Linked DNA regions of Mus musculus: region 2 is linked to region 1. The links are chromatin loops, found by intact Hi-C in ENCODE. Cell type or tissue: gastrocnemius. All regions are shown on one strand. Links, peaks and the distances in the headings refer to the core of each region. The heading gives the core; the rest is flanking DNA.

The links. Hi-C counts contacts between places; a loop is a spot of excess contacts. Peaks named below come from ENCODE experiments on the same cell type or tissue, not always from the same donor. Only the 100,000 strongest peaks of a DNase experiment are listed, where the experiment ranks them.
Region 2: it touches region 1 in a loop (3-fold over the local background); 5 of 42 quality-filtered maps call a loop at or near these places.

Annotation. Positions count from the first base shown.
Region 1 is chr3:30,787,909-30,804,228 of GRCm38, forward strand. Sec62 (SEC62 homolog (S. cerevisiae)) reads left to right here and starts at 4,968. Exons shown (of 8, transcript NM_027016.2): 1 at 4,968-5,475; 2 at 12,223-12,331; 3 at 13,152-13,257. The coding sequence starts at 5,440. In gastrocnemius, for the core only: a CTCF peak has its summit at 7,942; DNase peaks (open chromatin) are centred at 5,385 and 5,872; H3K4me3 peaks cover 2,481 bases; H3K27ac peaks cover 3,111 bases.
Region 2 is chr3:30,718,691-30,735,010 of GRCm38, forward strand. No RefSeq gene overlaps it. Among named protein-coding and RNA genes, the nearest start is that of Samd7, 19 kb to the right of the region's middle. In gastrocnemius, for the core only: CTCF peaks have their summits at 6,341 (motif pointing right) and 7,050 (motif pointing left); DNase peaks (open chromatin) are centred at 3,630, 4,685 and 7,033.

The sequences.
Region 1 (16,320 bases), core at 3,092-11,091:
TTAAACCCTACTCTCCTTCGCCTGCAAGCAGCTCTTACACGCTTCTGCATTTCTTTTGTAAGGCTTTTGACAAACTTCACGACTTGTTTCCTGTCTTTATCTGTTCTTCTCCCTAAAATATAAGTTCCATGAGGGCAGGGATAGTCTTTCTGAGTGATTATTATATTCCTCGGTGCCTAGGAAAACACTGCAACAACCCCTTAACAAACAATGAATAGGGCTGGAGAGATGGCTCAGTGGGTAAGAGCACCCGACTGCTCTTCCGAAGGTCCGAAGTTCAAATCCCAGCAACCACATGCTCACAACCATCCATAATGAGATCTGACTCCCTCTTCTGGAGTGTCTGAAGACAGCTACAGTGTACTTATATATAATAAAAATAAATAAATAAATTTTAAAAAAAACAATGAATAAGTTTCATCTAAAAAAACAAAAAACCAAAAACCAAAAAACTTGCATTCAAGTCTCTTGTAGTTTTGGTTTAGGGAAAAAAACATGTATACACACACACACATCTCAATGCTTCATTTAGGAGAGAAATAGCAGCCAAACAGGAATGAGACTGCAAGGCCAGGACAAGAAATGGCTCAGAGAAATTCCTCACTACCACCACCAACAGCACAAACAGGCACTTAGCCATTTTATACGAGTAATAAATCAAAGAGGGATCCAGAACTTGAACTCTTAGGTTACATGTAAAAATATTGGCATTATTCATGCTGCTATGCACAGTAGGGAGCCACAGGGAGTGGCTACCCAGAGGATAAGATAGTTCGGTGTGCAGAGAGGGTAGCTGAGGACAATTGGGAGGCTGTCACAGTAATTGTTCAGTGAGTAACTAAAACCTGATGAAGACAATGATAAGGAAGGGAAGAATTCCAAACATCTCAGCTGTGTAATCGCTGGCTGGTGAACGGCTGACAGGAAGGCGTGGTTGGGATACTTTCAAGGTTTCTAGTGTGACCAAGTCAATATTGTAGCTAACAAAACTAAAGCTATGTAGTGGGGAGTAAAGGAGAAAGAGAGTCTTTTCTTCAGACCACCACTAAAAATGAGTGTTCAGTGTTCAAACCTCTGTCATCTATATTTGCCCTCACAAATTTTGCCCCATCAACTTAATTCTTGTACTCTGTTTCATCTAAATTGACCCTTCAAATGCTTTTTAAAAATTAATTTCTACAACTGAAATATAAGTATCACTTTCCAAAGACACTACAGTGTTGCCTACAGAAGTCTTTGAACAAAGATTTGGTAATAAAGAGGAGGGTGGGGAGGATGGATTGAAGACATAGTATATCATAAAGGCCAAGATGGAGAAGATATGGATATTGTCCAATACTAAATATGATGCAAGCTGAACAAAGACACTGAGCTTAAGAAGTGAAATAAGGATAGGAGAGAGAGAAAGAAAACCAAACGGTGGTCCAGAGGGAATGGCAAGGAGATCATGAGACAGTAAATTAAATCATTAAATCTCTTCTGAAGGTAATGAGCTGTAGTTTGAGAAGGAGCTCGTGACAGTTAATCTTGATATTCTACTTGGCTGAATCTGGAATCAACTAGAAGGTAAAGCACTGGACACCTGTCAGGAATTGTCTTCATCAGGTTATCCGAAAGAGAGGCTCTATCCTAAGTGTCAGTGGGACCTTTCTGTGGCGGCCCGTACAGAACAAGGCAGAAGGAAGCTTTTGCTCTTGCCTGCTTTCTGTCACTATCACTGGGAAGTTCATCTACCCTGTTGATGCTTCTGCAGCTGCAGCATTCCTTCACTGATATCAGGGTACAGATTCTTCTAGGTATACCAACACACCTCTCAGAATCCTCCAGGACTTCAGTACCAGACTGGAGTGTTTAGCTACCCAAACTCGTGGAAAGAGCAACTACCAGGGTTCTCATCTTCTCCAGTGGGAGGCAGCCATTGTTGGACAACCCAGGTTATTATGTAACTTAGTATAATAAATTCACCTTTAATATATGTTTAATTGATTTGTTCCTCTAGAGTCACAAAGGAATTTACATTCTTCAACATATAGTGGACTAACCTCTAACCTTTTGAGTTTAGTAAGCACTCCATCTCTACTAAATGAAATAGTGTTTTCATTTACAGATCAACTGTCCTATAAAAACAGTTCAGTGTCCTCTGGGTGGTGGTGCATGCCTTTAATTCCAGCCCTTGGGAGCAGAGGCAGGTAGATCTCTGTGAGTTCAAGGCCAGCCTGGTCTACAGAGCTGAGCTCCAGGACAGCCAGGGCTACACAGAGAAATACTGTCTCAAAAAACAAAACGAACAAAATAAAACAAAACCAACAACAACAACAAAATAAACAAACAAACAACAACAATAAAGCAGCACAAAACAGAATCGTCATTTGCTGGGGCCAGCCCCAGCGGGGGACTTCTTTCCTTTCAGTTCTCCTTGAGGCAGCAGAGGGGGTAGAGTGCCGGTGGATGGTCAGACTTTTCTCTTAAGACTTTGTAAGATATTTAGGGTTGCTGTATAATTAAAAGTTTACTTATCTATGTCTAATTTACTTTGCTACTGTAGCTGACCTGCCTTCTGTGATCCTCTGAGGCCAGAAACTTCAGTCTCTGGCATTAGCACCTCATCCTAAAACACCAGATTAAGTAAAGGATTCATTGCTAGAACCTTTTCCCTTTTGTCCAGATTCCTCTCCCTTGTCAGGCTGGGGGGAAGTTTGGAGCAATAAACTATTGAACTAGGAGAAGAGAATCTCACTGGCAGAAGGAAAAACTTTTACATAAGCAAATATGCATAAACTCACATAAATGTACATACAGATTCACACTTGCACATTTATACATCTCCATTCAGACCAGTTGGGCTCAGTTTGTATGCATTCTCATAATTACATACATAATTATACACACACACACACCCATACTCACGTATGCACTTGGAGCAAAAGACCAAGCACCAGTGCAGAAAGAATGCACTCATTCTGGATGAAAAATGAGCTGCAATCTTTATTGCAGGAGAAAGAAAAAGTTTCTACCCTTTTATTGCTAAATGAGTTAAACCTAAGTTTGTAGAAGAAAACTTTGTTCCTTTAAATAAGACTAAGTCTGTCTTATTATTAAGAAAAGACCTACCTGTTCTGTCCCATAGTAAGGAAAAGCCTGCCTGCTCCTTCTGCTCTCTCTGTAGCTTCTTTTCCTATCCTCCTTCCCTCTACATTCTGCAGATTGGTCTCTTAGTTTTTTTGTGTTACCTTATAGTTTCTAAGTTATTCCACTCTGCATTCTCCTTCTAATTTTCTCTCTCCTCCTGCTCTGATGTCACAGCAATGCTCTTACTCTCAAAGCCTTTTCTCCCAATGCTCTGCCTTTACTTCTAAGTTCTTGAGCTCAGTTCTCTCTAAAAAGTTTTTATGTCATGACTAAAAAAATTGTCCTCAGTTTAGTTTTCTAAAAGGTTCTGTTCAGATCTGACTAAAAAGTCCTCCTCAGCCTAGTTCTGTTTCTTTCTCTGTCGGCAGCACTTATACATCTTTTAGAACACATGATCACATGGTAAAAAGTTCGTCACAAGTTTACTCATAAATTCAAATCATAAATTGAAATAGAAGTTTACAGCAGAGAATGTTTACATGTATATCCATTAGGAGTAATTACCTGGCTAAACATTCATCCCCTGTCACAACTCTACAGGGTCACAGAGAGTTAAAAAACATAACCAAGTTACTAGTGAAGTTTTGTATAGATAAACCCAGTCAACATTGTATCTTCTGTCCTAGCACCTATAATATAATCGTAGTTCCCTTTTTATGACTTTTGGTTAATGGTTTTACAACCTTTTGGAATGTGCTCTGAGTAGTAGAGGCAATTAACTGGTGACAGAGACTGGCAGAGTTCTCATTGCAGTTTTGACAGCTTAATACATACTGGTACAATTTTAGGAATCCTTACAGGATCATCATTAAGAATTAAGTCATCCATTTGTCTATATAGCATCCCTACAAGACAGTACATCTCTGTAGATCTGCAACTGCAGAGATCTGCTCAAAGAGGTAGGCTAATACCTAGTGATTGTTATATATGTTTAATAATAACAGGAGAAGCATATTAATAGTAGGAATCTTTCCTAAAATTATTTTCTCCTGGGCTTTGCCTATGGGAGCAAATCTGTCACGGATTATGTTAATCTGAGGCACACAATCTCAGGGAGATCATCTGCTAGCTATTAGCTTGTCCTGACAATCATCTGGGTAGGAAAGGCTAGAGAAAACAAGATATTGTATGTTCCAAGTTTTGTGTTAATACGTAAGAATTATTAGTTCTCCCCTGCTTCCTGACAGCAGAGCCAAATTACAGATCTCTTGAGAGTAGAATTGCATAGTTAAAAACAAAAACCACCAACCTTCAGCTATCTTAGTATATAAATGATCAGGCATCAAAGTACTGAGCTTTGCTTCAACTACATATTATTATGTCAGATATATGAAATAGAAAACTTTAAGGATTTTGAAATTAAGTTTACAATGCAAAACTGAAAAAAAAAACCACAACAACAAACAGGCTACCAGGTTCCATGATGTTTGGGGGGGAACAGAGAAGACTTATAAATTCAACATACACACACATCCCATGTACACGCAAAGTGGATATAAAGGACAAAAGAAATTTAAAATGATTAACTGACTCAAGGGATAGAATTAAACTTTATTGGTTTTATCTTTTCTGCATTTTTTCAACTTTCTTACAGCCACAATGTCATCAGAACTTGTACCTAAGCACTTAACTACCCATGTCTTTGGTCTAGAAAGTTCTGGAATAATAGTCATATAGCAGGTCGTCAGAATAGTCATATAGAAGTGGCCTGCAGTCTACTGCATCCCAACTAGTCTTGCTCCTTTCCACCTTAACTTCCCTGGGCTCATCCAGCCTTCTGGAGTCTAAGGATGGGTTGTGAGGTGTCACGTGAGGAGCGGACATTCCAAGGCTTTGGGGACGAGCTGTGTTTAATGGAGTCAGACTCTGAAGTTGTTTTCCACCTTTTAAGGGGAACTTGGCGGGACTGAAGTGGGGTGCCACGGGGCTCGCTGGGGCAGGAAGCGCCACAGGTGACGCTGTGCGCCCCGGTGGTCCCGGCGGCGTCAGCGACTCTGAGGGGCGGGGCCCGGGGATCTGTGTTTACACGCCAGCCAGGTGACTCGGGCGTTCAGTCAGGGCTGAGAGCCGACGCGACTTGCCAGCCTCCAGCGCTCTGACTCACGTGGCGCCGGCCTCCGGGACCAGAAGCAGAAGCAGCCCGCGTCGTCCGCCACCGCACGGACGGCGGGAAGACCACGGAGGCCGCCCCCAGCCCAGAGCCCGCGGCGGGTTACATAACGGGCCGCGAGCCGCCGCGCTCTCGCGAGATCTCAGCCGCCCCCTCCCCGACTCGCTCCACGTCAGAAGGAACCGGGCGGAGCGGCCAACATGGCGGAACGCAGGCGACACAAGAAGCGGATCCAGGTAGCTCGGCGGGGCCGTGGGACCGGGGACGGGCTCGGGCGCGCTGGGACGAGGAGGGACAGGGGGAGACGTCCCGAGCGGCCGGACGCCCGGAGGCCGTCTCCGCGGGGTCGCGGCGCCGGGATGGTCTCGAGGCGGGACGGTGTTAGCGGCCGCTCGGCCGAGGGCTCTGTGGTGCGTCCGGGGAAGGAAGGAGGGAGGGAGGCGCGGCGCTCGAATCCCGCGTCCGGCCCCGCGTTCCTGCGGCGGAGGGCTCGGGCCTGCGCGGGGAGCGCGGACGCCAGGCGCCGGCCGGCCTCCCTCCCTCCTCCGTGTCTCCCTGGCGTCCCGATATTAAGGCCACGGTAGCTGGGGTGGAAGGAGGGCTGACCTGCGGCACCGCCGCCGGTTCTTTGTGCTTGCAGACGGTCGGTCGGTCAGCTGGCCCCGGGCCGCCCGGCCCCAGGGCTCCTTCCAGATGTTAAGCGGCGTGTGCCCTCCATTCCCCTCCCAATGGCTCTTTTAACCGAATAGCCGGGCTTGAACCTTGCCGGCTTTCTTCCAGGCGACACGATGTAAACAAACCCTGCCCGGTCAGTGCTGCAATGGGCTGGTGGCACCCAGAAACCTTCCACATGCCAGCTTGTCAGCCTCACGCCCTACATACTGTGCCTCCCTCATCCCTTATGAATGTCACCTGAGCATCTCTTCCCCGCAGTTTTCGCCCTGTTGGGTGTCCTTTGTTCGATGCACCTTAAACATGGATGTGAGCGCCTCAAGAGCTCACTCAGAAACCAAAGGCCTAAGTTGATGGTCTCTAGTAAGTTGTTAATATGTCAGTCACAAGTTGTTACACTCATTCTTGTCTTTCTGTTCCCCACGTAGGATGTCTTTTTCTGTTTTCCTTTTATATCCATTTTTTTAAAGACTTATCAAGTTATTGGCCTACAGGCCTTTTGAACTATGTAAGTTACAGTTGAAAACAATTTTAAATACTGTGGGAAAGATACCAGTGTTCAGTGAGTGTGGAAGTTGGCAGGTGTGACAAGATAATTTTGAACAGGTTACAGAAGGGAACTAGAGACAGATTCCAAGTTCACATAGGTTTTTAAAACCAGAGTGTCAAGACAATAGAAATTTCTAATTATGCTATTCCCAGGCTTTTGAAATTTAGTATTATGGCTTAATATGGATACTTACTTTATTAGAATTTGTATTGAAGTTGTTAAATTTGTGCTTCCTGCTCTCCTTATGTTTACCCTTGGCAGGACAAATTTGTACTTTTTTGCTCTTTACTACACATTATTTTACAGTTTTATCTGCTTTTCAATATTGCCATAAAGGTAATGTAATGTACTTTTTAAATCGCTGCTCATATTTCAGTTATGAGTGTATGTTAGACAGAAAAGCAGGTAGAGATGCTTTATGGTGCTCTTTAGTACCATAGCTACAAGTTAGTTATCTTATGCCTGTTTGTTCTCTAGCTCCACCAATTAGGTAACAAGGTTTTTTGCTTGCTTGGTGTTTTGTTTTGTTTTGTTTTGTTTTGTTTTTCTCAACTTCTGCATTTGTAAGAAGGATCATTTACCTTTGAAAAAGAAAAGGTTTTAGGGTTGTAGAGTTGGTATAAAAAGTTTAAGTTAATAACTTACTAAAAGTTATTAAAAATGCCCTCCTTCACCAGAATAATGAAATTAGGTTAGTTATATTGGTTTTTGTTAAGTACTCCTTAATAAGCTTACAAATTACAAGTATCTATCCAGTTAATTAACCATTAGGCTGTAAGTTCTATGAAGTATAGCTATTTACTCTATTTGAGATGCTGGTTATTAAAAGTCAGCTTGGTATTATGAAATTAAAAAAATTTCCCCATCTAAATATGTGTTTATATAGGAGTATAGCATTTTTGTGGAATATCATACAGGAGTACCTTATATAGACCAACAAATTTTTTGTTTGTTTGTTTTTGGTTTTGTGTACATGTGTGGTTATGTGCAGATGTTAGTTGAGGCCAGAATGAAATGTCAGCTCTATTGGAGCTGGAGTTACAGGGTGCTAGCATCCAAACTGAGGTCTTCTGGGAAAGCAGTGCGTACTCTTAACCACTGAGACATTTCTTCAGCTTCCTCCAACAACACTAGGGAATTCCTCAGTTCTTATATTCCTGTCAAGAATTAAAATCTCTGATATTGGCATCACTTGAGATAAAAAGAGCAAATGTAATGACAAAGTTCAGAGTTTGTAAAAAAAAAAAAAAAAAGTCTATTCAAAGACTATCTGGTGAGTGTCCTGTTACTCGATGTTCTGTTACAGTCAGATTTGGTTGGATTACAGTGACTTTTTGGGGAGTGGAGGTATGTTTGAGTCAGACAATTAAGTTGAGAGTTCTGCTTTGGTCTTGGAGCCAATCATTTGCTTTTTCCAGGACAGAATAATTTTAGAATCTGGTGTCCTAACAGAGTTGGAAGCAAGGGGGCCATTATCCCATTTCTTTCTTGGACTCAGATCGGGTCACTGAAACTTTGAAGTGAGCTTACATTTTCATTGACATTGTGTTGTAAATTTTAATAACAGATTCTCTAACAAGAATGATTATAGCTGAAACTCATGAAATCCTTTTTCAAAAGTCTTCTTTAAGAACAGGAAATATGGTGACTTTGTAGAATAACAAGCCACTAGAAGCATTGATTGAGAATTCTGATACCAGGGAGTTTAAAATTTGAAAAACATCTGATAGAACTTATTTGGAATCCTCTGTTGTAAGTTCTGGCTCAGGAAGTGAAATGGATCAGGGGCAGAGACACTTGCCTGATGGCTTGAGTTTGATCCCACAAGGTGGCAAGAGAAAACTGACCCCTAGAATTGTCCTGACCTTTACACGAACACCTACAAACACACACACACATACATACATACATACACACACACACACACACACACACACACACACACAGTGTGGTGGGCTTGGAGATTACTAATCTCACCCTCATTTTAATGACAAACTGATGTCCATTGAGGTTATGTGACTTGAACTAGGATTGCCTTTAACTTAGTAAGATTAGATTTAGACTAGTCATCTGATTCCCAGTGGAATAAATACTCTTTCCACCTAATCATTGACTTAAAAAAAAGAGTTTTGTATTACTTTAATCCCAGATTTTATACACGTGTGTGTGTACACACATATACATAATATATCTATTTAGTTTTGTGTTATGTCTGTGTATCTCTGTGAAGATATGTGTACCTTAGTGCAGGTGTCCACTGAGGACAGAAAAAGGGCATCAGATCTTTTGGAATTGGCAGTGGTAGTTACAGGTATTGGTGGGCTATCCAGTGTAGCTGCTGGGAAGAGACTAAGGTCCTCTTCAAGGGCAGTTCGTTCTTAACCACTGAGCTATTGCTCTACCTCCCCAAATTCCAAATATAAATTTTTATTTGAAAAGATTTAGTTTGGCTTGCTCCTTCTCAAAGAATCATTCCATATAGTGCTCTGCTTCTATTTAGAATCTAGTTCAGTTTGAAATCTTCAGATGACTTCTGTATCTTAGAACTTGTGTAACCTTCATCAGTTATTTTTGTTTTTCCCATCTGTCTCCCTGGAAGTAAAATCCTGACATGTCATGGGCTTATATGCCTCATTTCAGGAAAGAGAAGAAAAATATTTGGGACTGTTCAACCAGACTGCAGGTCTGACTTCTCGGGACCTTCTGAAGGAAAGGGAAAGAACCCAGGAATCCAGTCCTCTAAGTTGAAAATTCATCTTACCACCTCCCACCCCACCTCACCCCACCCCAGGCTTAATAGAGAATTTTGCAGTTACATAGCAAACAAACCTGTTGCCATAGGAAGTGTGATAGAAGCAAATTGGAAATGATACTGCTATTGTTAGCTTACAGAGTGACTTTAAGCACATAATTTAAGGTCCCCTCTAGTTTTCACAATATCTTCTATTAACCTACAGTTAACATGTCCATAAACAGTTATGCAATTTTTTTTTTACTTGTGCAAAAAGCTAAGACCTGTTTTCTTTTGTTCGCTCCACTATTTATAGATCAATAACTCTATTTCTACTTAGTTTCTGTTTGAAAGTCTGTCAGAATAAAGCAAGCCCATGACTTGCTCTAGATTTTTTCTTTTTCTCAATTAGACGACAAATGGCAACTTCTATTTCATTCTGGTATTTGGGTTTTGATATTTTCTAAAGTATATTAAAGTCTTTATCAATATTCTACTAGACTTCCTGCTCAAATAATTTTGGGTTGTGATTAACAATAGATAGTACTTGGATGCAAAGAAAAGGCAATCTATCACAAACTAGTTGATTCTTTGTATCCTCATTCAAAGATAGTTATGAGAGTTCATGTGGTTAAAAAGTTCATTACTTTGAGTTGATGAGCTCATTTTTGTATGTTTTATAAGCATTTATTAATACCCTCAAAAGGCTTTCATTTCTTGTTAGAAATGAAAATTTCTAGCACAGAAATTAGCAAAGTATTCTGTTCACAGTAAAAGGGAACAAACAGGGGAGGTAGTATACCGTAGTCTATTTTGTAAACAAGGTAAGAGTCTTTTATGTCATTTAGGCTGCAGGAGGCAGCAGGCACAGAGGATTGCCACTGCTGATGCAGACCCTCTCGTGGAGTCTTTCTAGTTCTGAAACACCAGCTGCTCCAGGTGTTACATTTTCACTAAGAGCTGACTAGTAACTAGTACCAGTCTCTTTCACTTAAGGAGACTACTAGTAGACAACTGAAGTCTATGTCCACTTGAAAAAATTACTCAGACATCATTTTTGAGTCTTCCTGTCCATTGTAGTTTAGTAGTGTCTTTAACAAGGAAAGTACAGAGTTGGGGGGAAAGTTTACTAATTTATTAAAGTGAAACTTTTTAAATTTTTGCAGATACTTAATGATGTCTGACTTACTATTATATAATCAACTTTTCTGAGTATTTATATTTTGATATTTATATCTTGATCAGCATGTAGGAAATCAGCACACTTATCTGTGGTCCATAAATTGTTTAATTGAAGGATTGTGTAAGTATTGACATACCATGCCTAAAATGATGATTCTTCTCTATATTCCTTCCCCATTGCTTCCTTATACACTTCATGTTCCTGAAAAGTATCCTTTTTTAAAACAATATTTTGAACATATTCACCTCAAGCCCTCCCGGATCCATCCCCAACTCTCTACCCACCCAACTTTTCCCTTTCATTGGCTAACACAGAATCTGGAATCTTGTGTCTATTCACTGCACTCACTCTTTACCATTAATCCTGTGTACTCTACGTCTGAAATGTTTCAAATATGTGTGTCCCCTTTCTACTCTTAGGCCAATATCATAGCACAATAATCTTCTATAATAATCTAACTAGCTGGCTTTGCATGTTTTTCCCTATTTGTCTTGCCTACAATCATAAAAATTTTTGTTACTTTCCTATTTCTGTTCTATTAAAAATGTAGTCATTTTTCTGCTTCTTGTGGAATAAAGCTAAAGTGTCTCACTTGCCTTTGAGGACTCTTTATTCTCTTTATAATAATTTAACTTCCTAGCACATTATAGTGATCTCTGTTACAGTCGAGCCTCATTCTCAGCTTCATTGTTTATGCTGGTCATTCGGTTTACTCAGAACTTGGCTTTCAAAATCAAGGTTTATGGAAAACGTTTTTTCTGTATTCTTGATAATTTTGCTTCTACTTTGTGTACTTCTAAAATATCTAAAATATTTTTATGTATTACTCCTTTTTGGAAAATAACAGTTGGTGTTTTCGGCATTTATGTAACAAAGTACAAGTATCTTGCCTTACTATTGCAAAACACTCAGGAAATATATGTTTGAATGAACGGATGACTTACATTTATTGAGACTCCTTTATTTAATGAGGCTTCCTTCCCTCAATTTCAAATTAAGTTCATCCTGGTAACAAGTTACCGGGATAAACTTGAAAGTTGACAGAAGGTGCATTGAAATATTTTTTCCTCAATTGAATGAGGAAAAAATATTTAGAATATGTTGTTGTTGTTATAAAAGAGAATTGGTTGAACTTTTTATTTTCACAAATAATTATAGCTTGTGGTAGCAGAATTTGTCATAAAAAAATTTGGGGACAGATATAGAAGGAAAGTCACAAAAAACGATAGAGCAATTTTTCCAGAACTGCTCTTTGTTACTGCACTAGCATTAATAAGAGTATCCCTTTGCGCATTTCCGTATTCGCCACAGTCCTCCTGGGGAAGAGGCCCAGACACCATGTGTGATCCCAGGGAAGAGAGAAGGGACTGAGTGCCGGTCCTGAGCGTCTCAGTTCTTATGCTTACTGCCTTGTAGGTTAATTTGAGACTTCTTACAAACTGTTATGCATGAATCAGGGCACATGTTGAACTGTGGTTATAACGTGTATTGATGATACCTACTTACTTTAACATTTAGGCAGTCACTGTTGGCAACATCTTTTAAATTATTGCTTTGTGAGTAGTAAAGGACGCCATACAAAACTGAAGAGAAACTACAAACACTGGAAAAGCAGCTTAATGTTCTGTCACTGAGGCTGACATGGGGCCTTGAGCCCTGTTGGATTCTATTTAGAAGACAGTACTAAGAGTGTCCATCCGGTTTTGTCTTTTGTACCCATTATCAGATCTGCTCCCAGGAAGGTCTGAAAGCAAGTCCTATCTAACACTTGAAGAGATTTATAGAACAGATGTGCAAATGACTCTTTAGTAATATAACCACACTGAATTAATATTCCTATGTTGCAGGAAGTTGGTGAACCATCTAAAGAAGAGAAGGCTGTAGCCAAATATCTTCGATTCAACTGTCCAACAAAATCCACCAACATGATGGGTCATCGGGTTGACTATTTTATTGGTAGGATTACACCTGTAGTCTTATTACTGTAAAGATTCTATGGAGTTAGCTAGAGTTCGATACATAAAGTGATAAAGAGCTTGCATGTGTGATGAGCACATGGCAGTTGATTACCCCACTCTTCCTTTTATGATTGAAGAGTCAAACAGTGAAGTGCTTTATAATTGGTTTTGTTGGAAATTTTTAAAAAAGACTTATTTTCAGTGTTTGTTATACAATACTACCTTTTGCTCAGATAGTATGATTGTATGGAATTAATTAGGAACATTGTTCATATATTATCTATTCAACCTCATGATTAGCTGATATCATCTATAATGTAGCCCAGTAGCTTATAAATGGTGGTTGTGTTTTTGTCTTAACAATTAAACTTGAATTTCTGTCTGTAGAAGAAATTTCTTTTTGTGTTACTAATAAATTTGATATTCGTTAAACTTAAGAAAAGTAGACATGCTAATCTCTAAATCGAATGTATTTCTTTGCTAGTATAGCAGTAGGTTGTTCAGAGTGATTCTTTAGTGGTTATAATAACACGAGCATTTTCATTACCGTTGAGGGAAGAAGGAAGTGTTTGAGGTTATTTTTTTGTTGATTATTCAGAGATTGATGGTTAACAAATGTTTATCTTGCTTGAATAATAATATTTACTTGCTGTGAAGATGCTTATCAGTATACTCACAGTTGACATAAATAACATTATAGTCAATAGACTTGATATTCTGTTTTATTTTCTGTTGTCAGAATGTTGACATTTATAGCATGATTTCATAAGACGTAAGTTCATGAATACTAAATTTTAAATAACCAATTTCTTGTATAGCTTCAAAAGCAGTGGAGTGCCTCTTGGATTCAAAGTGGGCCAAGGCCAAGAAAGGAGAGGACGCTTTATTTACAACCAGGGAGTCTGTGGTCGACTACTGCAACAGGTAGCGTTCCTTGGTGAAGGATAACAATTAGCAATACCAGTTTTTTCCATAGTGTTGAAACTGTTTAACTAAATGTAATGAGCTTTATATGTAACTTGGATTTTTCAGTAGAAATATCTTTGTTCTTAAACTTACTATATTTTTAGTTGTGTATGTATACTTTGTAGTTATGTTCTTTTACTTGTGTGTATTTACCAGAGCTACTGAATGGAAGAATCAAGATTTTAAAAAGGATAAACATGTCTACATTGAACAAATTCTGTGTAGGAAATGGTCAGGATTTTTTTTCCAGATCTTTTATAGGATGACGGTTAACTTCATTATCCTTTGGTTTTTAATGGCTTTGCCCTGGGCTATAAGCCTAACTTACTTGCTGTTTTCAGTGATTACTAATAAGGTATTCCTTTTAAAATCAGAACAGCACACTGTCTTTGTAGTCTGAAAGATTTCAAGGTAAAGTACGTGCACTTTGGTAACATACAGGCCTTTCATTTGGTGCAGGGGTGGACTATGGAAGACACTGCTACATTTAGAGCTTTAGGTACTTTTTCTTTATAAAGAAACTTTTGGTCATCAACTTATACCTAAAAAAACCAAACTAAATTACTGTCCTCTTTCTGTTTAATACGTAAAGAGCATACTTATTAATCTGTATTAGCTAGATTTTGCTTTGATGGTACTGAAGTTTAAAATGTGAGTAGTTAAGATTTTAAAGTAGATGTTTGTTTGGGACACACATACAGAATTTAATGTTAACTCTGCTTAATAGCACTTTAAGTATCTGCCATCTACCAGGTTTAGTGGCACATGCTTATAATACCCATTGGAGTATTATAATATTATAGATATTATGTATTATAAATATTATAATATTATAAATTATTATTATATTGGAGATGGAGGCAGGAAGATCAAGAATTCAAGTGTATTCTTGCTACAAGTGAGTAGGAGGCCAACCTGGACTGCTTGAGATACTGTCTTGAAGAAAGAAAACAAGCATTATTCATCTGAGAACCCTCTTTAAAATCTGTTTTTAAAGTTAATAATTATCGAATACTTAGAAGTCTTAGTTGCTGAGTGACTAGAGATGACTAATAAACACTTCAGAAACAAGTTATATTTTGGGAGTGGGGCTGAACCAATAATGATACAGGTTCTATTTACTGTCTTGTACAGTAATTTGTCTGATGAGAATTTTAAAATGTAAACTTCCCTCTCTGCTTCAAGATATATGTATGCTATAAAAAGTAGAGGGATACTACAGATTCAGGAACTGGGACACGGTAAAATTTAAAACCTTGTCCAAGGTCATACAGCGACCTTTAGTCCAAGGTCTAAAGCTCTAAATGCAACAGTCTCTTCCATACTTTCTACCTCTGCACCAAATTGTCTACTCCAGCAAATTAATGATGCATTTATTGGAGCAAAAGTTAATCTGTATCACCTGCCAATATTACTGTTAGGGATATTTACTCTCTGAGCCTGAATTTTTCAGAAGAGCAACCAGTATCAGTTCACATAGTGTGGTCTTTTAGGAGCCTTAATACCTTATTATAGGAAAAGTTTTTAAAGATACTGAGGCTAAAGTGATGGCTTCCCTAAGGGCACTTGCTGCTCTTTCGTAAGAACCCAGTTTGTTTCCCAGCAGCCCCCTGACAAATTATAACCCGTTACCCCAATTCCAGAGGATACGGTGCCTTTTTCTGACCTCTGAGGACACCAGATGCAAACCCACAATGAATGCATTTACATGCCTCACTCATCATACACATAAATAAATCTTAAAAAAAATAAAGACATGGAACTTAGAGGATGTCTTAGACACAAACTTACTTTGAATTTTAAGTTCTTCCTACTCAAGTTGTTTATGTTCTTTCTGCATTAAAATAAAGGACTAGACCTAAGATAATAATTAGCCACTTCTGATGTAGCCATAAAATCCTCTTTGTGACCAGTTCTCATGGCTTTCTGCTCAACCATAGAGAAATCCACAATAAGACTTTGTCCAGTTCCATTTTCTAAAGCAGCTAAGTGGACATGGTGGAGCCTGAGGGAAAATGGCCAAAGCAAAATATGTGCGCTAGTAATTTAGATGTATTTTCTAAGATTTAGCTATTTTTATGTATTTGCGTGATAGGCTGTGTGTGTTTATGAATCATGTGTGCCCAGTAGCTGTGTAGGCTGGAGGAGGTTATCAGGTTCTCCAGGAACTAGAGTTACAGATAGTTGTAAGCCACGCTGTGGGTGCTGAGAGTCAAACCTAGTCTTCTACAAGAGTAGCAAATACTCTTAGCTGCTGTCATCATCTCTCCAGGCCCTCAGGCATATTTGTTAGTCTATACTTTGTAAGGCCCATTTCATACAGAAGTCTTTAACCTAGTTTCAGTGGGACCTTGTATCACCAAGTCACACTCTAATCAGGTAATACTCTCTTCACTTCCATTTACTAGCCACATTCCTTCTCTAATTGGTCTTTCTGTGTGTGTAACTCCACTTCTGATTCTCGTTTCCTTGATCCCCTATCCCACATTAGCCTTTGCATCTGCAGTTAGTATTGTCTACTCCAGCTAGTTTTGACTATTTAAGAATTCTTGCATATTTACTACTTCTTACAATCACTTGCAAGCTTATTCAGAAAGCAATAGGACTATTTGTTTGTTTGTTTGTTTTTGTTTTTTTTAATTAGGTATTTTCTTATTTTACATTGCAAATGCTATCCCAAAAGTCCCCCATATCCCCCCACTCCCCTACCCCCCCACTCCTACTTCTTGGCCCTGGAGCTCCCCTGTACTGAGGCAGGTAAAGTTTGCAAGACCAAGGGGCCTCTTCCCAATGATGGCCACAATAGGACTATTTATACTTTTTTTTTTTTTTTTAATTTATTGCCGGTTGTGGTGGCACACGCCTTTAATCCCAGCACTTGGAAAGCAGAGGCAGGTGGATTTCTGAGTTCGAGGCCAGCCTGGTCTACAAAGTGAATTCCAGGACAGCCAGGGCTATACAGAGAAACCCTGTCTCGAAAAACCAAAAAGAAAAAAAAATTATTTGTTTTATGTATGTAAA
Region 2 (16,320 bases), core at 3,025-11,024, 69 kb before region 1:
CTGGAATGCATCCTGACTTTTGAAGAAGAACTTCATCTACTGTCTAAGAATGGCAGGGGGTCACGGTTGCTGGAGGAGTTAGAAGAGCCATAAATGCCTGTTCCCTGTTTCTGATGAACAATTCTCTCACTTCCTCTTGTCTTTCCTGCCTCACATTTACCACAAGCCTCCACTCCTCAGAACTAACTTAGCCTGGAAGCTCCTTCAATTATAACACCTCTGTGTTCCGTCATGCCAGGCAGGAAAGTCTGTACCGCAGAGCCTTTGCTTGAGAGATGTACCCCAATCTCTAACAGTGCCTTGCCCAAGGCCAACACCTTATTGAGCATAATTAGAATAAACATAGCCTGCCTGTTTGTTCTAATCCCATTGCCTCTAACTCAACACCCATGGCCACAAGTATTGCAGTGAGCAAAGATGGCTTAGAGAATTGCACACTGGCTTCTTAGGTGCTTCTGCCTGGGAATGACATCTGCCACTTCTATGAACATTTAACTCATCAAAGCCGGCAAGGTCAAAAATCATAAGGACAATGTAGATAATAAATAACCATAGGCACTAGTGTGATGGTTTGAATATGCTTGGCCCAGGGAGTGGTACTAATTAGGAGGTGTGGCCTTGTTGAAGTAGGTGTGTCACTGTGGGCATAGGCTTAAGACCCTCACCCTAGCTGACTAGAAGTCAGTCTTCCACTAGCAACCTTCAGATGAAGATGTAGAACCCTCAGCTCTGCCTGCACCATGCCTATCTGGGTGCTACTATGCTCTCACCTTAATGATAATGAACTGAACCTCTGAAGCTGTTAGCCAGCCCCAGTTAAATGTTGTCCTTTATAAGACTTGCCTTGGTCATGGTGTCTGTTCACAGCAATAAAACCCTAACTAAAACAATTGGTATTCAGTAAAAGTTGGGGTCTTAGCCTCCTGCCCAGGAAGCTGTAAGGTAGGGACAGTGAGAAGTTCTCGTAATTGTACAACTGCTGGCTTGAGTTTCCACCTCCTGAAGCAAGCATGTGGCTTCTTCGATGTGTTGCTGTCATCTAGCATTTATTTTCATGCTCTCTACTGATATTTTTTCTTGGAAGTTCTAAGCATAGGGCTTTACTGGATATATCTCTACAAGCATGAGCTCTGGGACTAAAACAGAATTCGCTTACCCAAGCAGACCGGCCATCTAGTCATTGTTTCACAAGAATGGATTTAGTTCCTTTGTCATGAGCCATGTTGGTGCCAATGTTCCTGCTCATTTACCTTGTAATACAGTCGTTCTCAGAGCCAGAACACAACTTGTATCAAAAGCTGTTCATGGTTTCTCAATATGTGTGTGATGCCTATTCTTGGTTGTCAACTCAACTACATCTGGAATTAATTAACATCCAAGTAGCTGGGTACATCTATGAGGGATTTTCTTTCTTAATTAAATTGTTTGAAGTGAGAAGACCCACTTCTAATTTGGAACTTTTCAGGTAGGAAGATACACCTCTAATCTGGCCCACACCTGTTGCTGCTGGTGGCATAGGTAAAGGACATGGAAGAAGGAAGCTTGCTTTCCCTTTGCCTGCTTACACTTGCTCTTGTTAGCAAGTCCATTTCCTCACTGATGTTGGAACCTACTTCTTCAGGATTCTGAAGACCAGCTGAGACATTCAAACTTGTGGACTGAACAAGTGCTGGAAAGCCATTATTGGAGTAGCTAAACCACAGCATGTAAGACATTCTAATAAATCCCCCTGTGTCTAGATACATACATACATACATACATTCATACATACATTCATAGACAGTTACATAGGTAGTTGCATCAATACATAAAAACATAGATACATAGATGATAGGTAGATAGATGGTAGATAGGTAGATAGATACACAGATACATAGATACATAGATACATAGATAATAGACAATCGTATTCTTGCCTTCAAAGAAATACCTTGAGAGCTGAGGAAAAAAAATTTCCTAGGCTGCCTATATTTATTGCTCCATTCATTTTAGATATAATAGTCATAAAACAAACACATCTTTTTTATTAGATATTTTCTTCATTTACATTTCAAATGCTATCCTCTTTCCTAGTTTCCTTTCCAAAAGCCCCTATACCCTCCCGCTGCCCTGCTCCCCAACCCACCCACTCCCGCTTCCTGGCCCTGGCATTCCCCTGTACTGGGACATATAATCTTCGCAAGACCAAGGGCCTCTCCTCCCATTGATGGCTGACTAGGCCATCCTCTGCTACATATGCAGTTTGAGACACAAGCTCTGGGAGTACTGGTTAGTTCATATTGTTGTTCTTCCTATAGGATTGCAGACCCTTTTGGGCACTTTCTCTAGCTCCTCCATTGGGGGACCTGTGTTCCACCCAATAGATGACTGTGAACATCCACTTCTGTATTTGTCAGGCACTGGCATAGCCTCACAAGAGATAGCTATATCAGGGTCCTGTCAGCAAAATCTTGTTGGCATCTGCAATAATGACTGGTTTTGGTGGTTGTTTATGTGGTGGATCCCCGGATGGGGCAGTGTCTGAATGGTCCTTCCTTCTGTCTCAGCTCTGAACTTTGTCTCTGTAACTCCTTCCATGGGTATTAAGATAAACGAATCTTAAAGGCAGTATCAGCATGGTATATATGAAATATATACTATGGTATATATGAAATATATACTATGGTATATATGAAATATATACTATGGTATATATGAAATGCAATTTTATCCAGCCACAATGAAAAATGAAATCATGGTCTGTAGAAAAATACATGGAACTGTAACTCAAGCATAATAAACCAAACCCAGAAAGATAAAGTATGTTTTCACATGCCCGTGGAAGTCAAAGAATGAGCTCAAAGGAGTGACAACATCAGCCCAAACCTCAGGTGACGAGCCAGTTAAAACTGCTGCCTCCTTTATAAAGAACTGTTTATTGATTCTTTGTGAGTTTTGTATCATGAACCCCAGTCCTGCTCACCTCCCCATCCCCTCACATCTTCCCTTAGCCCTTGCATCCACCTGCAATAAACCACACCAGCAAACAAAACAAAGCATAGAAAACATCTCATCATGGAAGTTGTAGAGTGTCACAGTGTGTCCCACAGTGTGTTCCTCTGTCCACACATCTTTACTTGCAAATATTCATTGCAATGAGTCTTTGGTCTGGTTTGAGATCTCTGTCTTCTGTGACAACATCGATATTGGATCCTCATTGGGTCTCCTCCCAGTTATCCTGTTGTTGCCCCGTGTCATGGAGATCCTGCAGCTTTGGGTCAGCTGGACTGGCCCTTTCACATGTCTCAACCATTCACAGATGATATAAATCTTGGGGTAGGCCCACCATTGCAACCGGGAGACACTCAGCGACATCTTGTCCTCACACTATCCCCATCCCAAAAGGACCTCATTCTCTCCTGCATCCTCTCGTCCTCCATCCAACCTGGAAGTCCCTCCTACTCACCCAATGATTGGCTCCTTTATTCATTAGGGGATTGGTTCACAAGAAGTCACCTGAGTATGTGTGACTCATTCCTTGTCTGCAACCCCTCCCAGAGGAACGGAATTAGCATCAAAACAGCACCAGGCCCAACCACAACACTACACCTTGCCACTTTTGGTAGTTGGGAAAGCTGCCCACTTGGTCATGAGCTAGGATGAGCTAGCCCTTCCCCCTCACCAGCTGTGACACTCAGGAGAGCAGGCTTTGCACCTTGCATAGATAGCACGGTGGAGCTGTCCCTCAGGGCCAGATCCAAGACTCTGAGATGCATCTAATAATGCATCTAATGGTCATGCTCTTAAACACCACTCAAGAGTCTTTGAACAGTTCCAGTTTAGATGGATATTACAACAATTTAACATTTTCTCTCACTTTTACTCATTCTTTTCCTTCATTTTTATTTTACATGGATGGGAGTTCTGCCTGCATTATGTTGGTGTGCCACATGCATGTAGGGCCCACAGAGGCCAGAAGAGGGCATTGAATCCCCTGGGACTGGAGTTGCAAATGGTAATTACAAAACTACCGCATGGTTGATGGGAATGCAACCCAAGTCCTCTTGAAGAACAGCCAGTGCTCTTAAGTCATCCCTCCACCCTCTTCCATGATGGTCTAAATTGATGAACACAGACGTGCATAGAAGAATATGCTACCTCTGTGGAACTAAATCTTGTGGTATCTGGACATTTTTCCTCAACCAGATTTCTTACACAGACCCTTCCTTTGTCATCCTCTGAACTTTGTTCATCTTATTTGTGCAGAGTGTGTGTGTGTGTGTGCACGGGGGTGGGGGGTGGGGTGCTCACGTATGGAGGTCAGAGGGCAACTTGCAGGAGTCAGCTCTCTCCTTTCATCATGTGAGACCTGGGAATTGAACTCAGGCCAGGAAGGCTTGGTGACAAGTGCTTTAGCTTACTGAGCCATCTTGCTGACCCCATTCGTTTCTTCCTCAGCATCAGTCACCAACATAGAAAGAAGAATTGTCTTCTCTTGGTGACTTTCTGTCTTAATTCATTTTAAAGAGGTCAAACTTGTCCAATTTCAAATGTTTCCTTCTCAGAGAGAGGCAATATTCTGGTCCCACACATGTGAAGCCAGCCACAGGGGGCCTTAGAGCAGCAATTCATATCAGGCCTGCTCACTAAGTTGCCGGATGTTTATAGAGGCTGGTAGGGGGCCAGGATGCTTTAGGGATCTCAGCTGTCTCTTGGCAGGAGAGACAGCTGAGAGCTCCAGGCTCCAGAGGAGGCTGGCAGTCTGGTCCCTTTTATGACAACTGGCCTCTCACCAGGCAAAGGTGGGTGGAGCTGCCCCCCATGGCCGAGATTTTTCTTTCTGCACTACTGCGGAGGGAGAGCGAAGGCCCCAGTGTCCTCAGAAGAAACGGCTATTTTTAAAACATGATTTAATCTTGACCTCATAACTTAAAATCTTTCGGGATAGTTCAGAATGTGCATAACATAGTAAGTCACAGGGTAGACTGTGATTTATGAATATATAAATGTATTCATGTAGATATAATGAAGAGATTCATTCTTCAAATGTGTGTGTGTGTGTGTGTGTGTGTGTGTGTGTGTGTATGTGTGTGTGTGAAATGTGCATGCATAGTTCACAGTGTTGGGAATTGAACTTAGGGCCTCAAACATGCTAGGCAAGAACTCTCTGCAACTCATCTGTATTCTCAGTCCAAAAAGAAAAATGTTTTCTTTTAGGAATTTTTTTAATTAAACATTTGTATCCTACTGGTCTATGAGCTGACCATCTAGTGTCCTTCTCCACAAAAGAACTTTAAAGAGCTTCTTTGGGAAAAACCCAATTTGAAACAGCTTCAAATGGCCAAAGACTAATTAAACGCTATCAGATAAAAATACATGAATGTATAATGAAATTTTGACAATAAATCAATTTGTCATCAGTGAACCAACTCTTTAATATGAAAATGAGACTTTTCTGTGTGCTGTGCTGAGATTGGCTGAGTATCTGGTACTGGGAATACAATCATCAAATATATGTGCTGATGGTACTGGAAGACAGGGGTGGGGAAGGAGAGGGGGTGGTCTGAGAAGTAACTGGGTCTGATGAGCTGTGGCCTCAGCAGGATGTCCCTCGCTCTGGCTTTGTGATGGGTGGATGACACACCCAGCTCCTTTAAATCACACCGCCTCTAGAAGAATGGGTGATATAGAAGCCTAAGGCAGTAAAGTTGATGCTATGAAGGGTCTACTTAAGAGAGTTACGCAAAGGAGAATGCGGCTAAAGGAGTCCTGCCTCCAACAGGACTGGAGACCGCGTTGCATTGCCCAGGCGCTTTAGAAATCTGTATAAAAAAGACAATTCTGTAATATCATTGAAGTTTAGGGTTAACGAGAAAGTTCCTCTAATGTTTGTTCTCCTAGACTGACCTATGATGAGGCTCCATTCCCTTAACAAAAAGAGACAGCCCTGACTTACAGCCAGCCATCAGGGCCATCTCCATATCAAAGAGCATGACTCTAAGCAGTAGCCCAAGAAAGGCTCCTCAGGGTCACAGTCACCTTTAACTCCCCAATGGCCATTAAGTCAGAAGGAGCCAGTGAAAACTACTCGGAAAACGCCTCTGGTGTTTCAGAGATAATTCTGTCAATACCCTTTCTGTGTCCATCTCCCATCAGCCCAAGTGGCCAGACTTGCAGTCTCCTGTCTCTGTCCAACTGTTTAAAGTGTGGCCTGGGACTGAGACCAGAAAGAGGGTTAAGGGTTAAGAGCATATATGGATTGCACAAGCTTACAGTGTATCTACGTTCATGAGATTGTCTTTTTAATTTTTAAAGAATTATTTATTTTAGGTACATGAGTACACTGTAGCTGTCGTCAGACACACCAGAAGAGGGCATCAGATCCCTTTACAAATGGCTATGAGCCACCATGTGGTTGCTGGAAATTGAACTCAGGACCTCTTAACCCTTAAGCCATCTACTCAAGGCCAGCTCCTCTGGCGTTAGCCAGAGCCAGACATATGCTATTTACAGAGGTTAGCAGCAGAAGGGGATGCGGACAGCTATGAATACCAGAGCGGTTTCTCTTTCCCCACAGACATGGGTACTGAAGCCTGAAATATCGGTCTCTCAAATGAAGTAAGATCCAAACTAATCAGATCAAGCACGGAAATCTATTAGCTAGGTCTGGGGAAAATGTAAGGGCCTGAGGCATGTGTTCAGAACATCACGGGGCTACCACAAGTAAAATCGGACTTCAGAAGACTCGTTGGAAAGATGACCTGCTTTAACTGCATTTCAAGGAAAAAGAGGAAGAAAGAGAAAAGGAAAAAAACAAAACACAAGGGTTTAAAAGAAACTCAAGAAACATACACCAACGGTAAATCACAGACATTTTTGTGGGATCCTCATCCAAACAAACCAGTTTTATTAAAAACAATACGAGGAGCTGGAGAGACGGCTCAGTGGTTAGGAGCGATAGGCTGCTCTTGCAAGGGACTTAAGTTTAGCTCCCAGCATCCACACTGGGGTCACGAGCACCTGTTAACTCCAACTCTGAGGATACAGCGCCCTCCTCTGGCAGCGCCTGACACCCTCTCCCCTGCAAATGGCTGTGTATATTCACAAAGCCATACACACACATAAATACAAATAAGTCTTTAAAAGTAAAACAAAGTGTCTCTAGCTGCATATGTATCAGAAGATGGCTTAGTTGTCCATCATTGGGAAGAGAGGCCCCTTGGTCTTGCAAACTTTATATGCCCCAGTACAGGGGAATGCCAGGGCCAAGAAGTGGGAGTGGGTGGATAGGGGAGTGGGGAGTGGGGTATGGGGGACTTTTGGGATAGCTTTGAAATGTAAATGAAGAAAATACCTAATAAAAAATAAGTTTAAAAAAGTAAAACAAAATAAAATCTGAGAAGCAGGGTGATTTGAAGCTGACGAGGTGTTGAGAGGACTTTAGATTGGCATGGTTTTATGATAGTGTGGGGCTTTTTGTATATGAATATCACACTTATAAGACACTCATTCTAAAATATCTGCATGAAATGCTATTTTGACTGGCATTTGCTTCTATATAATCCATGGTGTCAGGAGACAAAGGCAGATTTATAAAAGAGACAAGAGTGTACCTGGGTTTGTGATTGGTGTAGCAACATAATTTTTTTACATTCCACTTCATGGCTGTAATTTGTTTCCTTTAGTATGTGTTTGAAATTATCCATAAGAAAAGTAGAGTTTTCAGCAAGAAACAAACAAACAAACAAACAAACAATGAATAAATGGACTAATGCAACTAACAGACAGTTCTCATAGGATGAAATACAAATAGCCAAAAACATTCAACCCCACTAGCTGTCAGAGAAATGCAAATAAGATCTACACTGAGATTCCACCTCACCTCAATCAGAATAGCAGCCACCAAGAAAACGGCAGCCAGTGCTGTCAGGGAGGTTGACAAAAAGGGACCCTTATGTGCTACAGATGGGAATGTGAACTTGCCTGGCAACTGCAGAAATCAGCACGGAGTTTTCTCAAAAACCTGGAGTCAGACCTACCATATGACACAACAATGCCACAGCTGGCCATGCACCTAACACACACCAGGAACACTTGAACATCAGCCTTCACTGTAGCTTACCCACAATAGCCCAGTTATGGAACCGGCCAGTGTCTAGCAACAGGGGAGTGGATAACAAGAATGTGGAGCATATACACTACCGATGTTTTCCAGCCATAATGCAGAAAACGTTATGTCACTGGTAGGAAAGCAATACAACTAGAGATAATAGTATTAATTAAGTTAAGCCAGTCTCAAAAAAAGAGAGAGAGAGAGACAAATAGTAGCATATTTTTTTTATCTCACTCAGGATTCTCAGAGTTTACATAGCTACAGGAAATCATATCAGCATATATAGCAAGAAAGTAGAAAAAAAGACAGATCAGTAGTGGGAGGAGAAGGCTGGAGGGGAGCATCTATGGGGGGATATGACCAATGTGCAGCACATGTACATATGTATGACAATGTCCTATGTAACACAGTGACATGAACAATGAGCAGAAAAAAATTGGCTATTAAAAACGTATTTAATGGCTAATACCCAGTAGCAAGCTTCCTAAACCACACACCAGGAAATATACTCCTCAGAGGCTCTCTGCCAGAGACAGAACAAAAACTAGGTTGAAAGGACCTATGAGCCTCTGCTGTGATTTCATATCTGAGGAAATGTCAACAGAAGAGAAATGACTCAGTAGGCACCTCACTTGCAAGGCCAGCCTGCTGACCTCAGCTGACCCTAGAACCCACAGTGGAAGGGAGAAATGACTTCTGAAAGTTGTCCTCTGACCTCCACATGTGCACTATGACATGCATAACCGCACTTAACACATAAACCCGCATGTGCACACAAGTCCAGGTCAGTACGCCTACATACATACACTTATTAGAGAAGCCAGCTATAGCCTCACCAAATGTCAGAATGTCACACACATAGCACCTCACCATTCTGGAACAGTATTTAACCAAAAGCACTCAGTACTGTTCAATTTTCCTTTCTACAATGGATGTCCTGGGCAAAGCAAAGGAGAAGGAGAAGGAGAAGGAGAAGGAGAAGAAAGAAGAAGAAGAAGAAGGAGGAGGAGGAGGAGGAGGAGGAGGAGGAGGAGGAGGAGGAGGAGGAGGAGGAGGAGAAGAAGAAGAAGAAGAAGAAGAAGAAGAAGAAGAAGAAGAAGAAGAAGAAGAAGAAGAAGAAGAAGAAGAAGAAGAAGTCTTCTGTGGCTTTCTATCTAATTTTAAAGACAACATCTCTCACTGAATGGATTTTATCTTTTGGACTAGACTGGAGGTCTGTGAGCCAGAACATAGATCAGACACTGAATATTCATTTAAAAGGCCTTGTCACAGTCATGGGAGATGTTATCCAACTGGTATATTAATATTATCAATAAAGCACCCCAGGACCTTATGCTGTGAGAACTTTTGGCAACTGTAACGAAGTATGGCGAATCAGTGGCTTATAAAACGAGGGCTTATTGTGTCTTTCTAGAAGCTTACAATTCATAATCGGGGTTGGTTCCTTCTGTGGCCTGGGAAGGAAGGAAATGTGCCCCGGGGACTGTAGCTGGTAGAGGTTGGCTAACAGTCTTCTGTGTTCATTGGTGTATAGGCATGTCCCTTCTTCAGAGCCAGGTGGCAACGTTCTCTTGTATGCATCTGTCTCCAAACTTTATTTTGATAGACATCAGTCATTACTACCCAGTCTAATAACTTTATAGTCAGAGTTTAATTTCTGGTGTTGTGATAAACTAACCTGACAAAAGGCAACTTAGGAGGGAAAGGTTTATTTGTCTCATAATTCCAGGTTCCGATCCATCGCTGAGGGCAAGTCAAGGCTGCAGGAACTTGCAGCACCTGGTCACATCCACAGCCAGAAGCAACAAGAATGGATACCCACGTACTTCCTTCCTTCTGCTCGGCTCAATTTCTCTGGTCTTATACTTTAGAACTCCCACTTAAAAGAAATGATATATAAAACCATGGGGGAGGTCTCCAGAAACACCATGGACAGCAGAGGACCCAACCTCGTGAGGAAAGAAGTCCACTTCAACACGACTCAGTAGCTGGTAGTTTATTTCAGGCATATTTAAACACAGTCTTTTACAGTTCTAGGGAATGGTATTACCCACAGTGGGCTAAGTTGTTCCACATCAATTAACTTTAGTTAAGACAATCCCCCACAGAGAAGCAAGCCCACAGGCCAACGCAATGTAGACAAGGCCTCACGGAGACTCCCTCCCAGGTGATGCTAAGTTGTGTCAAGTAGACAAATCTAAACATCACAATACTCTTAACTGCATCATGTCAATCAACACACTATCTCCCAACACACACTAAAGCACACTTAGCCACAGACTAAGATGCTAGGTGTTAGGATTTCAGCTTACAGATGGGGAGAGACATGATTCAACCGCGGTGCTGATCTCCCTGTACCTACTTAGGGCAGCTACACTAGCTTTCCAGACAGGTTCCTGGGTCACAAGGTCTCAAATCTCCTGGTTTGCCAGTAGTCTCCAAAATAACCCATCCCCCTTGCTCCTGGCGCTTTCTCAGCACTGCTAGGATTAATGACACCTGCTCTGGCTTTAGGTGGCCTAGTTTGTGGCTATTACCATCATATCACCGTGACAGTGCTCTCAGGTCACTCTTCCTTCAAAGCATACTCCAAAAGGCTGAAGACATTCTCCGTGCAAGCATACCCAGTCTTTTGACCAAGTCTTACAAGCTATTTGGTTCCCTGGTAACTCGCTTTTCTCAGGAATATTGTAAAGGTTTCCAAAGCCCACAGAGGTAGAAAGTGACAAGGATTCATCCTATATTGCCCTTCAATTCCTCTCCTAGCACTGGTTAAGTTTCCCATCTCTCCTTCAAGGCACAATTCTTATTTCAAAGTAAACCAGCACATTTTTCTCTGAGAGTCTTCATCTTGATATTTGAAGAACTTGCGGTTACTGAAGTTTATTGTTCGATTTTTCTGAGGAGTTGGGGGCTCTTCTCAAATGGGATCTCTGATAGACTCGGTAGGAGTCAGGATTTCCCACAATTCAGCTGTAAGGCAGTGTTCAGTAGCCCTTGGTTATAGGAGACTTATGCTCACATCACCAGTATCCTTGCTGTTTTCGAGTCTGAGACTAGGCAAACAAAGACCTCGCTGTACTCTTCCAGACCTGTCAACTTCTGGCTAGTTTGGTATGGGGTAAATTAGACTAAGCAGCCAGTAAACACTAACTATCATCATTACTATTACTACATTAAATCCAAGTAGCCCTCTTTCTGTTGAAGGAGTAAGGATAACTCCTTTGATCTTATCTGTCTTTTGTTCATGAACAAAGAATTTCCTCTTTCCAAACTCATATTCACATGTTCAGGTCAACATCAGCCTATGGAAAACTGCCAGTGCTTCCCCCAAAGGCTAGAACAGGTCTGCTGAGTATCTTCAGCATTTGGAAGATAAAGGTGTATCGTTCAGCTATTACATTTCCTAGTTACTCTCTCTTCAACCTTCAACTGTTCAACATAATACAAGTAGCTCAACAATTTCAACAAATATAGCTAAGGCTCTACACTAGAGCTATCTGTCAGAAACTGTGGCTGGAAGGACAGAGGGCTTTTCCTCCGATGGAGGGCCAGGTCTTGGAATGCCTCAAAGAGCTCAGCAGGTTATAAAGTACATGTGACATTTCCCCTGAGGATGGCTTCCATTGATGAGTCTGGGATAAACATTCTGGGGGATCTAGGTGAGGTCTGGCTCTACAGATAGCAAAAGTCACCAGGTCATTAACAACATTCACTCCCAGCCTGCTGGGTGGAAAGCTGGGATTGGTGTCCTCTACTGAGGAGACAACCCTGCATAATTAGCATCCGTTTCTCCAGTATGTAGCCAAGAGCGCTCATGCCTTCTGCAAGGGAAGATCTACCACTTCATAGGTTTGAATTTTAAACTGCTTACAAAGGAGCATTTGGGTGGGTATGGGGGACTTTTGGTATAGCATTGGAAATGTAAATGAGCTAAATACCTAATAAAAATGGAAAAAAATAAAAATAAAAATGTTGAAAGACTTAAAAAAAAAAAAAAGGAGCATTTCTCTCTCTGGGGTTCCCGGCTGTGGATACATGACCATTTCTATCACACGCTGCAGCCACGCCATCCTCACCATGGTGGATTGCATTTTCTTTTTCTTTTCTTTTTTTTAAAACTTTTTATTAGATATTTTCTTTATTTATATTTCAAATGTTATATCCTTTCCTAGTTTCCCCTCCGAAAACCCCCTATCCTCTCCCCCTCCTCCCCCTGCTCCCCAACCCACCTACTCCCACTTTGGGGTATAGAACTTTCACAGGACCAAGGGCTTCTCCTCCCATTGATGACTGACTAGGCCATCCTCTGCTACATATGCATGTAGAGCCGTGAGTCCCTCCATGTGTTTTCTTTGATTGGTGGCTTAGTCCCATGGAGCTCTGGGGTTACTGGTTAGTTCATATTGTTGTTCCGCCTATGGGGCTGCAAACCCCTTCAGCTCCTTGGGTACTTTCTCTAGCTCCTTCATTGGTGACCCTGTGGTTCATCTAATGGATGACTGTGAGCATCCACTTCTGTATTAGTCAGGCACTGGCATAGCCTCTCAGGAGACAGCTATATCAGGCTCCTGTCAACAAGCTCTTGTTGGCATCTGCAATAGTTATCTGGGTTTGGTGGTTGTATGTGGGATGGATCCCTGGGTGGGGCAGTCTCTGGATGGCCATCCTTTAGTCTCTGCTCTGAACTTTGTCTCTGTAACTCCTTCCATGGGTATTTTGTTCCCTCTTCTAAGAAGGACCAAAGTATCCACACTTTGGTCTTCCTTCTTCTTGAGTTTCATGTGTATTGCAAATTGTATCTTGGGTATTCTGAGTTTCTGGGCTAATATCCACTCATCAGTGAGTGCTTACCATGTGTGTTCTTTTGTGATTGGGTTACCTCACTCAGGATGATATCCTCCAGGTCCATGCATTTGCCTAAGAATTTCATGAATTCACTGTGCATTTTCTAAAGCCGAGTCAAAACAGACCTCTCCTCCCTGAAGATGCTTTCCTCAAGTGTTTTTCTCACGGGAGTGAGGTAAGTAAGTAACCAATACACAGGAGTAGAGGCAAAAATGGGAAACATAACATTACCCTTTATGGCTCTTTGGAAGGGCCACGATGTGTGCGGGAAGTAAGGCCTTTATTGGTCCATTTTATTTTTTCAGAAAACAATATTACAATTTAGTGTGTGCATGTTCTTTTGTGTATTTGCACATGTATAGAGGTCAAAGGACTGTTGGCGGGAGTCAGTTCTCTTCTTCCACCACGTAGGTCTCAGGGATCAGACCCAGGTGTTCAGGTTTGGCAGCAAGTTCCTTTACACACCGAGCCATCTTACCGGGCTCCGGACATAACTCTGATGTGGACATAACTCTCATATGACGTGGAAGAGGTAACAGTAAAGAAGACTCAACTCCAGTTTCTGGGACTCAATTAAAAAACATAATTTCTTTGGTCATCCAGATAATATCTTGATGAGTGCCTTTAAAACTACCGTGTATGAAAAAAAAAAAAAAAAAAAAGACAAAATAACAAAAAGACCAGGGGTTGGGGATTTAGCTCAGTGGTAGAGTGCTTGAGGTTCGGTCCCCAGCTCTGGAAAAAAAATAAAAAAGACAAAATAACAAAACTACCGTATATGGCACATGTAAGCAAGCTCTCTGGTTCTTTGCTGGACAGTTTTATTGTGTAGTTACCTCAGCATCCACGTTGCCACTGTTGCTATGCAACTTGAAGGTGTCTGGTACTCGGACTGCCACTTGTAGAGTCAAGAGAGCACAGATACTGTTCCCATGAATGCAAATGCACTTCAGGCAGGAAGACTGATTATCGCCGACAACAAAACCATTGCAGAAAACCAAGCTTCAAGATAAAAAGCAAGCTTCAAGATGAAAGCCGGGGATTTCAGGTTGGGCTTCCTCCCACAGGGATGCTTCTCAACGAGGTGAGACTCTAAAGACCAGTTCCCACTACTAACCTTTATCACCTGTTTGACATCCTGAAGAGGAATTTTGGGCGGGGAGAATGTAACCTGAAGGACATTACAAATGTTCTCTATGATAGCATTGTGGAAAAGGGCACTTCAGATGCTGTCTGTGACTGCATTGTATAAAAGGGCACTGCAGATACTGTCTGTGACTGCATTGTGGAGAATGGCACTGCAGATGCTGTCTGTGACTGCATTGTGGAGAAGGGCACTGCAGATGCTGTCTGTGACTGCACTATGGAGAAGGGCACTGCAGATGCTGTCTGTGACTGCATTGTGGAGAAGGGCACTGCAGATGCTGTCTGTGACTGCACTGTGGAGAAGGGCACTGCAGATGCTGTCTGTGACTGCACTGTGGAGAAGGGCACTGCAGATGCTGTCTGTTATTTCATTGTGGAGAAGGGCACTGCAGATGCTGTCTGTGACTGCACTGTGGAGAAGGGCACTGCAGATGCTGTCTGTGACTGCATTGTGGAGAAGGGCACTGCAGATGCTGTCTGTGACTGCACTGTGGAGAATGGCACTGCAGATGCTGTCTGTGACTGCATTGTGGAGAAGGGCACTGCAGATGCTGTCTGTGACTGCATTGTGCAGAAGGGCACTGCAGATGCTGTCTGTCTGTGACTGCATTGTGGAGAAGGGCACTGCAGATGCTGTCTGTGACTGCACTATGGAGAAGGGCACTGCAGATGCTGTCTGTGACTGCACTGTGGAGAAGGGCACTGCAGATGCTGTCTGTCTGTGACTGCATTGTGGAGAAGGGCACTGCAGATGCTGTCTGTGACTGCATTGTGGAGAAGGGCACTGCAGATGCTGTCTGTGACTGCATTGTATAGAAGGGCACTGCAGATGCTGTCTGTCTGTGACTGCATTGTGGAGAAGGGCACTGCAGATGCTGTCTGTGACTGCATTGTATAGAAGGGCACTGCAGATGCTGTCTGTGACTGCATTGTGGAGAAGGGCACTGCAGATACTGTCTGTGACTGCACTGTGGAGAAGGGCACTGCAGATGCTGTCTGTGACTGCATTGTGGAGAAGGGCACTGCAGATGCTGTCTGTGACTGCATTGTATAGAAGGGCACTGCAGATGCTGTCTGTGACTGCACTGTGGAGAAGGGCACTGCAGATGCTGTCTGTGACTGCATTGTGGAGAAGGGCACTGCAGATGCTGTCTGTGACTGCATTGTGTAGAGGGGCACTGCAGATGCTGTCTGTGACTGCATTGTGTAGAAGGGCACTGCAGATGCTGTCTGTGACTGCATTGTATAGAAGGGCACTGCAGATGCTGTCTGTGTGCTATGCTGCATACATGCTACCACCCATTTGTCCAAACCTGCAAATTGTTCACCAAGAGTGGCCACCTGGGCTTTGGGGGAGACTGTTGTGTGGATGTAAGATTATCACTGCATAGGTAACAAGGTACCACTCTGGGAGCGATGTTGGTGGCAAGGATAGTTACATGAGAGGTAGGCAGAAGTACCTTGAAGATTTATTTCCCTTCTTCCTATTTTTTCTGTGACCCTAAAACATTAGCCTATTAATAGTAATTCCTTATTTGAGATTCAAGTAGCATACTCTAACAGCAGGCCATTTATTAGTGCAAAACTTCAAACATCTTTACCTGTTCATAACATCATACTATATGTTCTTGAAACAAATTCAAATAAAATCAGAACTAATATCCAACCAAAGCCTATCCACATGGTTCAGCAAAATGAACCAGTTGAACAATACGAATACACAGTAAATACCACATGCAACGTGGAATTCTTTTTTACTCCAAAGTCGTTGTAGTGTTTTGCACCCCAAAATTACTGTAGTATTTAGTTGGGTTAGTATTTAGTTAGTCACGTATGTCTGTAAACATTCTAAGTTGGGAGACACAAGAAATTGAGGCTATGGGCATAGCTGTGAGTATAATTATTTGTTCCTTTATGCCAGCCCGTGCCCCCTAATACTAACTCCTTACACTTAACAAACTTTCCCATAGACTCCACTAGGTGTGCTACATTAAATTATAAATGGACAACTCCTGTTGTTGATAGCCTTGGGGCTAATTATATTTGATGTTAATTCCGTTCTCCTGTGAGGGGCTTCAAACAAGGAATGAGTCCGCACTCAGGTGATTTCCTGTAAACCTACTTCGAACCTTAATTTGTAAAATGAAAGAGAGCTGATGATTGGGCAGATAAAGGGAAGGTAGAACAGAAGGTTGAGAGAGGGAGAAGGAGAAAATGGAAGAGGGACAGGCCGC